2 separate regions of the Homo sapiens genome follow, and region 2 is linked to region 1. A link is an interaction called in ENCODE POLR2A ChIA-PET data of the cell type or tissue named here. Cell type or tissue: OCI-LY7. All regions are shown on one strand.

The links. ChIA-PET counts read pairs that join two places held together with the same protein. Peaks named below come from ENCODE experiments on the same cell type or tissue, not always from the same donor. Only the 100,000 strongest peaks of a DNase experiment are listed, where the experiment ranks them.
Region 2: POLR2A ChIA-PET joins it to region 1 with 5 read pairs; 10 of 35 experiments call an interaction of 5 or more read pairs at or near these places.

The regions. Positions count from the first base shown.
Region 1 is chr17:68,436,362-68,440,361 of GRCh38, forward strand. WIPI1 (WD repeat domain, phosphoinositide interacting 1) reads right to left here. Exons shown (of 13, transcript NM_017983.7): 5 at 21-118. It also overlaps a transcript of ARSG not described here and a transcript of PRKAR1A not described here. Among named protein-coding and RNA genes, the nearest start is that of MIR635, 14 kb to the left of the region's middle. RefSeq lists an enhancer at 1-179 and a silencer at 1,896-1,985. In OCI-LY7, CTCF peaks have their summits at 201 (motif pointing left) and 2,627; DNase peaks (open chromatin) are centred at 210, 1,270, 1,820, 3,430 and 1 weaker place; H3K4me3 peaks cover 2,628 bases; H3K27ac peaks cover 4,000 bases.
Region 2 is chr17:68,212,597-68,216,596 of GRCh38, forward strand. It overlaps a transcript of AMZ2 not described here. Among named protein-coding and RNA genes, the nearest start is that of AMZ2, 33 kb to the right of the region's middle. In OCI-LY7, a CTCF peak has its summit at 2,235; DNase peaks (open chromatin) are centred at 1,085, 1,651 and 2,315; H3K4me3 peaks cover 2,623 bases; H3K27ac peaks cover 4,000 bases.

The DNA.
Region 1 (4,000 bases):
CCAGGTCACCGTCAACTTACCAGGGAGTTTCCATCATAAAGCACAATCTCCCCTGAAGTCAGGCTTCCAGGATAGGCCAGGTAAGAATTGGAATGGTTGATAGAGAGAGCACATAGACCTGGCAAAGAAGAAACAGAACATGAGAAGCCTGGGGCCAAGGGAGAGATTGCACGGCTGGAGAGGGCATCTGAAAACAGTACAGCTACAGTGCCACCTACTGGCAAGGGGAGGAATGGCTTTGCAGACAACTGCTTTCCGCTGATGATTCTTCTGATTAAGGCTTCCAATAAAGCAACTTCACAGGGGAAGACCTCCTGATTTAACACTGGCTGCGTCCTTGCTACAGTGAAACAATGAGACTTGCCGGGCACAGTGGCTCATGCCTGTAATTCCAGCACTTTGAGGCGGGCGGATCACTTGAGGTCAGGAGTTCCAGACAAGCCTGGCCAACATGGTGAAACCCCATCTCTACTAAAAATACAAATAGCTGGGCATGGTGGTGCGTGCCTATAGTCCCAGCTACTTGGGAGGCTGAGGCAGGAGAATCGCTTGAACCCAGGAGGCAAAGGTTGCAGTGAGTGGAGATCGTGCCACTGCACTCCAGCCTGGGCTACAGAGTGAGACCCCGTCTCAAAAAAAAAAAAATATATATATATGTGTGTGTGTGTGTGTGTGTATATATTGCTCATTTTTACATTTTACCCCAGGACTCTGAAACAGCATCTACTTTTCTTCCAATTCCATTATCCTCTAGGGTTACAAGAGATTTCCTCAAAACTGAAATAAATCTTCCTATAGTGAAAAGTCAGTACATATTGGTCTTTCTGCAGATGATTATATACTGTTGGCCAGTAACTTCAAGTTGGAGAAGAGGAGCTGCCAAGAACCTATTTAGAAACTGAGAAATTTCAGGCCAGGCAAGGTGGCCCACACCTGTGATCCCAGCACTTTGGCAGGCCGAGGCAGGTGGGTCACCTGAGGTCAGGAGTTCGAGATCGGGCTGGCCAACATAGTGAAACCCTGTCTCTATTAAAAATACAAAAATTAGTCAGGTGTGGTTGCATGTGCCTGTAGTCCCAGCTACTCGGGAGGCTGAGGCAGGAGAATTGCTTAAACCTGGAGGTGGAGGCTGCAGTGAGTGAAGATAGTGCCACTGCACTCCAGCCTGGGTGAGAGTGAGGTTCTGTCTTAAGAAAAAAAAAAAAAGAAACCGAGCAATTTCTGAGCCAAATGCCCTGCCTTGATAAGGGAAATGGGTACCTCCCGAGGAGGAAGTTTATTTGAGGTCTGCGTCTGCAGTCAAGATGGTGTGCCTAGACATTGAGACAAACTAAATAAAGAGGACATTTTGGATTTAAGATGCTTCAATAATATTCCGGAAGAGTAAACAGCCCATCAAACCACTGAACCAACATAAGCTGTTTTTATTTATAAGGGGATTCAAGAAGGGAGCATTTAAGTAAAGGATTTTCAAAACAATGGTTTAGATGAATAGAGGTGCACATGATAGCAGTGAATTCCAGCAATTCCATAGAAACCAAAGTGTTACCAGAAACTTTGAGATCACGCAAGAGAGACATCTCTCTTAAAAAAAAAAAAAAAAAAAAAAAAAGTGACTGGCGTCTATTACAAGTTAGTATATTAAGTGGGTTTCTTCTAAAAGTATAAGAAAAAACTTTAGGTCAGGCTGAAACATACCTCAACTAATCTGCTGAGGAAGGAGAGCAAAGGAAAAAGAAAGTAAACATTTAGAGTTGGAACCTAGGTCTCATTTCCTGCTCTGGCTTTGCTGAGTCCACAGCAGGGCTGTCCTCTTATCACTTGCCATGCATAGCTACGGGAGGAAGTGGCTGAGCCCCGGAACCTTTAACTGCACGTTCTGGCAGCCCTGCCACCCCTTTGGCGATACAAGGTCATTCCTGGCCCCAGCCTTAGAAGAGGCCACTCGTCCATTTCCAGTTTTGCTCTGGAAACCCCAATTCCTCACCCCTTCTGAATTCTTTGCTATCCAAATGAAATTTCAAGAACAGCTAGGCAGGCAGAAGGGATTCTAGTCTTGTGAAACTGGGGAGGGAAGGCAGTCAGGAGATCTGGTTGTCTTGTGTGCTGGGTTCCCAAAGAGGCGGCTGGCAGAAAAGATGTGAAGACTGTGGAAATCTTACAAGGACTAGCGTACCAAACTAAAGAGTTAAGACCTTACAAATGCAGTGTGTAACTGCTGAAGGTTTCTCAGCACATATGTTTTGCTTTGTTTTTTGAGATGGAGTCTTACTCTGTTGCCCAAGCTGCAGTGCAGTGGTGCGATCTTGGCTCACTGCAACCTCCGCCTCTTTGGTTCAAGCGATTCTCCTGTCTCAGCCTGCCAAGTAGCTGGGATTACAGGCGTGTGCCACCACGCCCAGCTAATTTTTGTATTTTCAGTAGAGACAGGGTTTCACCATGTTGGCCAGGCTGTCTCGAACTCGTGACCTCAGGTGATCCATCTGCCTCGGCCTCCCAAAGTGCTGGGATTACAGGCGTGAGCCATCGTGCCTGGCCTAGCACATATGTTTTTAAAAAGGCTGTGTTAAAAACACGATGAGATACCACTGTACAACCACTAGGATGACTATAGTGAAAAAGACAGATAAATGTTGGTGAGGATATGGAGAAACTGGGATCTTATGCACCGCTGGTGGGAATGTAAAATGGGGCAGTGCTCTGGAACGTTTAGCAGTTCTTCAAAAGCTAAACATAAAGTTCTCATATGACCTAGAAATTCCACTCCTACATATACACCCAAGAGAAATTTAACATATGTCCACACAAAAACTTGTATATGAATGTTCATGGCAGCATTATTCATAAGTCAAAAAGTGGAAATAACCCAAATGTTATCAACTGATAAATGGATAAAGAAAATGTGATATATTTTTATAATAGAATATTATCCAGCAAGAAAAATAAAGTATTGATACATGCTACAACACAGAAGAACCTTGGAAACATTAGGCTATGTGAAAGAAGTCAGTCACAAAGGAACCGATATTGTATGAGTCTCCTGATATAAAATGTCCAGAATAGAGAAATCCATAATCTAATAGAGACAGAAAGTAGATTAGGGGTTGCCTATGGCTGGGGGCATAGGGAGTGATGGCTTAGAGGTACAAGGTTTGGGGCGATGAAAATGCTCTAAAATTAATTGTGGTGATGGTTACACAATTCCGTGAATATACCAAAAGCTATTGAACCATGCATTTTAAACGGGTGAATTGTATAGGATGTGAATTTTATCTCAAAAAAGATTTTCAAATTTTATTTTAAGGCATGTTTCAGGAATATTTATCTGGTTAGAGATAGGCTGAGGACATGAGTTCAAGACTGAGGTCTGCTATGTACTGTGAAACTCTGGCCGAGTTATTTGCTGCTCTTTCAGGCCTGTTTCCTGTCTGTGAAATGAAGGCTACCGTGATATAGAGGTCTTTCCAGATTTAACACTTCAAGATGCCAAGCCTTCGTTTCTTACTTCTTCCCTCTGAAAATACTGGGCGTGTCTTTGTGGCAGAGAGAGCTAAGCAGTCTTGGAGCAGAAGCCTTGGACGCATACCTCCAGCTGTGCTTCAGAGTCTTATGTTAAAACATAAATATTCCCAGAAGGGAAGAAACGTTTAAACTTTCTAAGCTAATATTGAACTTTCTGCAATACCTATTATAGAACTGGTTGACACTAGATGCTAACAAGAAAGGGACAAAGGATAAGAGTGAGGGCAGGCATACTCTGACACATACCACTTATTTGACAGTTTTGCCTCCAGGCTCGCACCTCTACCAATCCATCTGAATTTAGACAAGGAATCCTGCCTTCCTACCCTTACAGACTTAATGAAGGTCCCCAGAAAAGCCTACTGTGACTTCCCTATGGCCCAAGTGTCAGAAAAATCCAACGAGCCACACGAATGTATCTTCGTATCTTGGGAACCACCCAAGGCAAGCAAGAAGAGTTTTCCTTAGCTTGGCTATT
Region 2 (4,000 bases), 220 kb before region 1:
CACCCTGTCATCCAGGTTGGGGTGCAACGGCTCAATCTCAGCTAACTGCCACCTCCACCTCCTAGGTTCAAGCGATACTCCCACCTCAGCCTACCAAGTAGCTAGGATTATACAGGTGCACACCACCACACCTGGCTAATGTCTTTTGTTTGTGTATTTTTTGTAGAGATGGGGGTTTTGTCATGTTGCCTAAACTCCTGGGTTCAAGCAATCCACCGACCTCAGCCTCCCAAAGTGCTGGGATTACAGGAGTGAGCCATCGCACCTGGCCAATTTTTTCCTTTTACTGTGTCTGTGGTTCCACAACTTCCTTTTTTCCTGTTCTCTATGGACTTTCTACCTCATTTGGACTCTGCTTAGATTGGCCTAGTTCTCTTTAATCAAATCTTCAGGAACCAATTCATTACCATTAAAAATGATCTAACAAGCTTTATTTTTTATCATTGTTAAAAATCCTCGTTTTGAGTAACACAACCACAAAGTAAAGAATGTTATCATTGATTTAACCAGTAAAAGACAATACTTAACAATAAAATTTTAAAAACATACGCCAGCCGGCTTACCTGGTGAAAAAAATGATTGCGGCTGCAAGCTGCATTTGCCAGACAATGGTTTTAGATTTGCTGTGCACGCTGAACGCCATGAAAAATGGACTGCCTGGCCTCTTCATAAGGAAATCAATTACTTGCCTCTTTCTGAGTGAAAAGAATGAAAGGATTTAAAAAATCATAATAACCAAAATGGGGAGAATAAAACAAACTGGGCAGAGGGATGGGCTACTTTGCGTCTTCAGCTTCTGAAGTCTTCAAAGCCCTCTTCCAGTTCTTAGAATTAGGTCACATGAAAAAATCTGGTAGGATGAAATGAGTGTCAGAGCAGGGAATGGAAAGGAGAGTAGAAACTTTATCAATGTGCTGTCGAGAGGTCTGAATCCACACTGATTCTTGATTCTTTGTGGCTGGAAGCTTACGGAATCTTCGCTGTCTATGGTGTTCTGCAGTTTTACAGTGATACGCCCTTGTGTGGGCCACTTTCATCCACGAGGTATTTTTGGTGGGCGTTTTCAATCTGGCAATTGTGTTTGATTCTGAGAACTTCTCCTGACAACTTCCTCTTTTCCCTCTTGTATTTATCTTGAGCTATGATTTTATTGAACGTTGGACTTCCTATTTTGGTCTTCTGACATTCTTATCATTTCTCTCCAGTTTTCCTCTTTGTCTCTTTTTCTTTTTGGGGTATTTGTATGTGTTCAGGTTTTTAAGATTTCCTTATCTTGGTCGTCCAACCCTACTATCCAGTTTTTCCTTTCTGCTACCATATTTTTATTATCTAAGAGCTCTTTTGTTTTTAGAATCTTCCTTTAAAAAAATTAGTAAAATCCTGTTTCTGTGTCCTGGATATAGTATTTTCTCTTACTTTTCTGAGGCTATTAATGACAGGTTTTTTTTTTTCTCCTCTGTGCATGGTCTGTTTCTTCTAAGTTGCTGCTTCCTATTCTTTTTTTTTTTTATTTCTTCCTCAGATGTTTATTAATTCTTAATTTTCTGCTTCTCATTAACATCGTGGTACTCTGTAGCCAGTTGGAAGCTCTGAGCAAGTGGGTGGGCCTTATCAATTTTGACTTAACCATTGGATGATTTTCATTGTCTCTTTTATTGGGGGAAATCCCTCTTGTCAGTATCTTGAGGTCTGTCCTCGAGAGTAAGCTCTAGAGGAGCGATGGCATGGAAAGGCCTTTTCCTGTGTCCTGCTTGAAGCATGGAGGTCTTGCTGGTGGTATTCTGGTGGCTGAGTGGTGGAAGAAAGCTTCATTTATTGTGCACACAGCATTTACTATGTATATCGTCACTTAAATCCTCAGTTTTCTGTACAGTACCTTTCTTCACAACTGAGCGTGGTTTCTCCCAGTCCAGGGAACCTCAGTTTACCTCCTCTAGAGACTAGACCTTTGGCAGCTTGAAGGGGAGAGAGATGGTTTAGGAATCTGCTCCAGCCAGTTCCCTATTCTAGAGACACCCCTCCTTGTTATCATTGCGTTTTGAGGATTGTGTTCTCAACTTCACCTTCCTTTTTAGTTGGAGATCAGACTTTCTTGAGTCTGCTGAGGCAGTAATCACTTGTTCATCTACTTTCAGAATTTTTTTTTTAATTGTGTGTCTCCTACTTTATCCTTATGAGTTAGTCTTTAACAATTTTTTTTTTTTTGACAGGGTCTCACTTTGTCACCCAAGCTCTGAACTGCAGTGGCGCTATCTTGGCTAACTGTAGCTTCGACCTCCTGGGCTCAAGCAGTCCTCCTGCTTCAGTCCCGCAAATAGCTGGGACTACAGGTGTGTGACACCACGCCCGGCTAATTTTTGCATTTTTTGTAGAGACAGGGTTTCACCATGTTACTCAGGCTGGTCTCGAACTTGTGAGCTCAAGCCATCTGCCCTCCTCGGCCTCTCAAAGTGCTGGGATTATAGGCGTGAGCCACTGCGTCCAGACTAACAATATTTCTTTAGTATGGTTTTAAGAAGGTTTCAGGAGGGAGCAAAATGAAATCTGTCACCTTAACCCAGAAACTGCTAAGAGAAACAATACATAAGGTTTTAAATGTATATTCTATGTCTTTTGGTTTGGATCAGATATTTTAAGAAATATGTGTAAAATATGTGTAACTTTTTTCTTTTCTTGCTCCCTTACCTCCCAAACATCTGGTCATGGTATTCATTGTGCCATTTTTTGCTTTTGTCTTTGTTTTAACATTTCACTGTTGAGGTGGTAACATGGAAACCTTTGTCAGCAAGGTCATTCCAAATGGTGAAATAACTGTAACCACATTTTTAAAGTTTAAAGTTTACTGCTCTCAGGAAGCTGAGGCACAGGAATCGCTTGAACCTAGGAGGCGGAGGTTGCAATGAGCCGAGATGGAGCCACTGTACTCCAGCCTGGGTGATGGAGTGAGACTCTGTCTGTCTCCAAAAAAAAAAGTTTACTGCTGTGTTGTCATTGTAAGTGGAAATTCAGTGATGGCTGCCTGTCAGGGAGCCCGGTGCTTGTACTCTGTATAGACATTCAGCAGTTATAGCAGGTCACATTCACGCAATCTCAAGTGCCCTCTTGAAAGGAGCTCATAGTCATCAGGATGGCTGGGAACAAATTAGGAAGTAAGTGAAATTTAGTCCATGCTCCAATTCTCCCATTCCTGTGCCTTCCTTTCTGTGCTGCTTGTCCTTACCCTTTGGATATTCACTCTCACTGCCTCTTTCTTTCCCTGTGCTGCCCTTTTTGGCCAGATACAGACCAAAGGTGTCTTGTCCACATACAGAAAAACCTTGACATCTGTAAGGCTCATTACACAGTAATCAGTGGTATAGGTCTTAGTTTCAGAGACCTGTAAAAAGAAGTAGTTGTGATAAGTTAGTAACAGCCAAGAGCAACATTTAGTGAGCACTTCATGCATGCCTCACAGTGTCCTAAGCATTTTATGTATTTTAAAATTAAACCTCCCAACAGCCCAATAACGCAGGTACTATATTTTTAAATTTTATTTTACTTTTAATTAATCACTTTTGGAGACAGGGTCTCACTGTCGCCCAGGCTAGAGTGCAGTGGCATGATCATGGCTCACTGCAGCCTCAATCTCCCAGGCTCAGGCTGTCCTCTCACCTCAGCCCCCCTAGGAGCTGGGACTACAGGCATGTGCCACCACGCCCAGCTGATTTTTTTATTTTTTATTTTGTAGAGGTCTCACTGTGTTGGCCAGGCTGGTCTCGAACTCCTGGGTTCAAGCAATCCTCCCACCGCAGCCTCCCAAAGTGATAGGATTACAGGCCTGGGTCACCATGCCCTGCCTTGCAGGCACTATTTTTGTCTGCATTTTATAGATGAAGAGACTAAATCTCAAAGAGGTTAAATAATTTGCCCTTGATTTGCCCAAGATCCTATGGCTCTTAGGAGGTAGAACCTGGAATTTTTTTCAGAACGTATTTTATGAGAGTATTTTCAATACCTTATT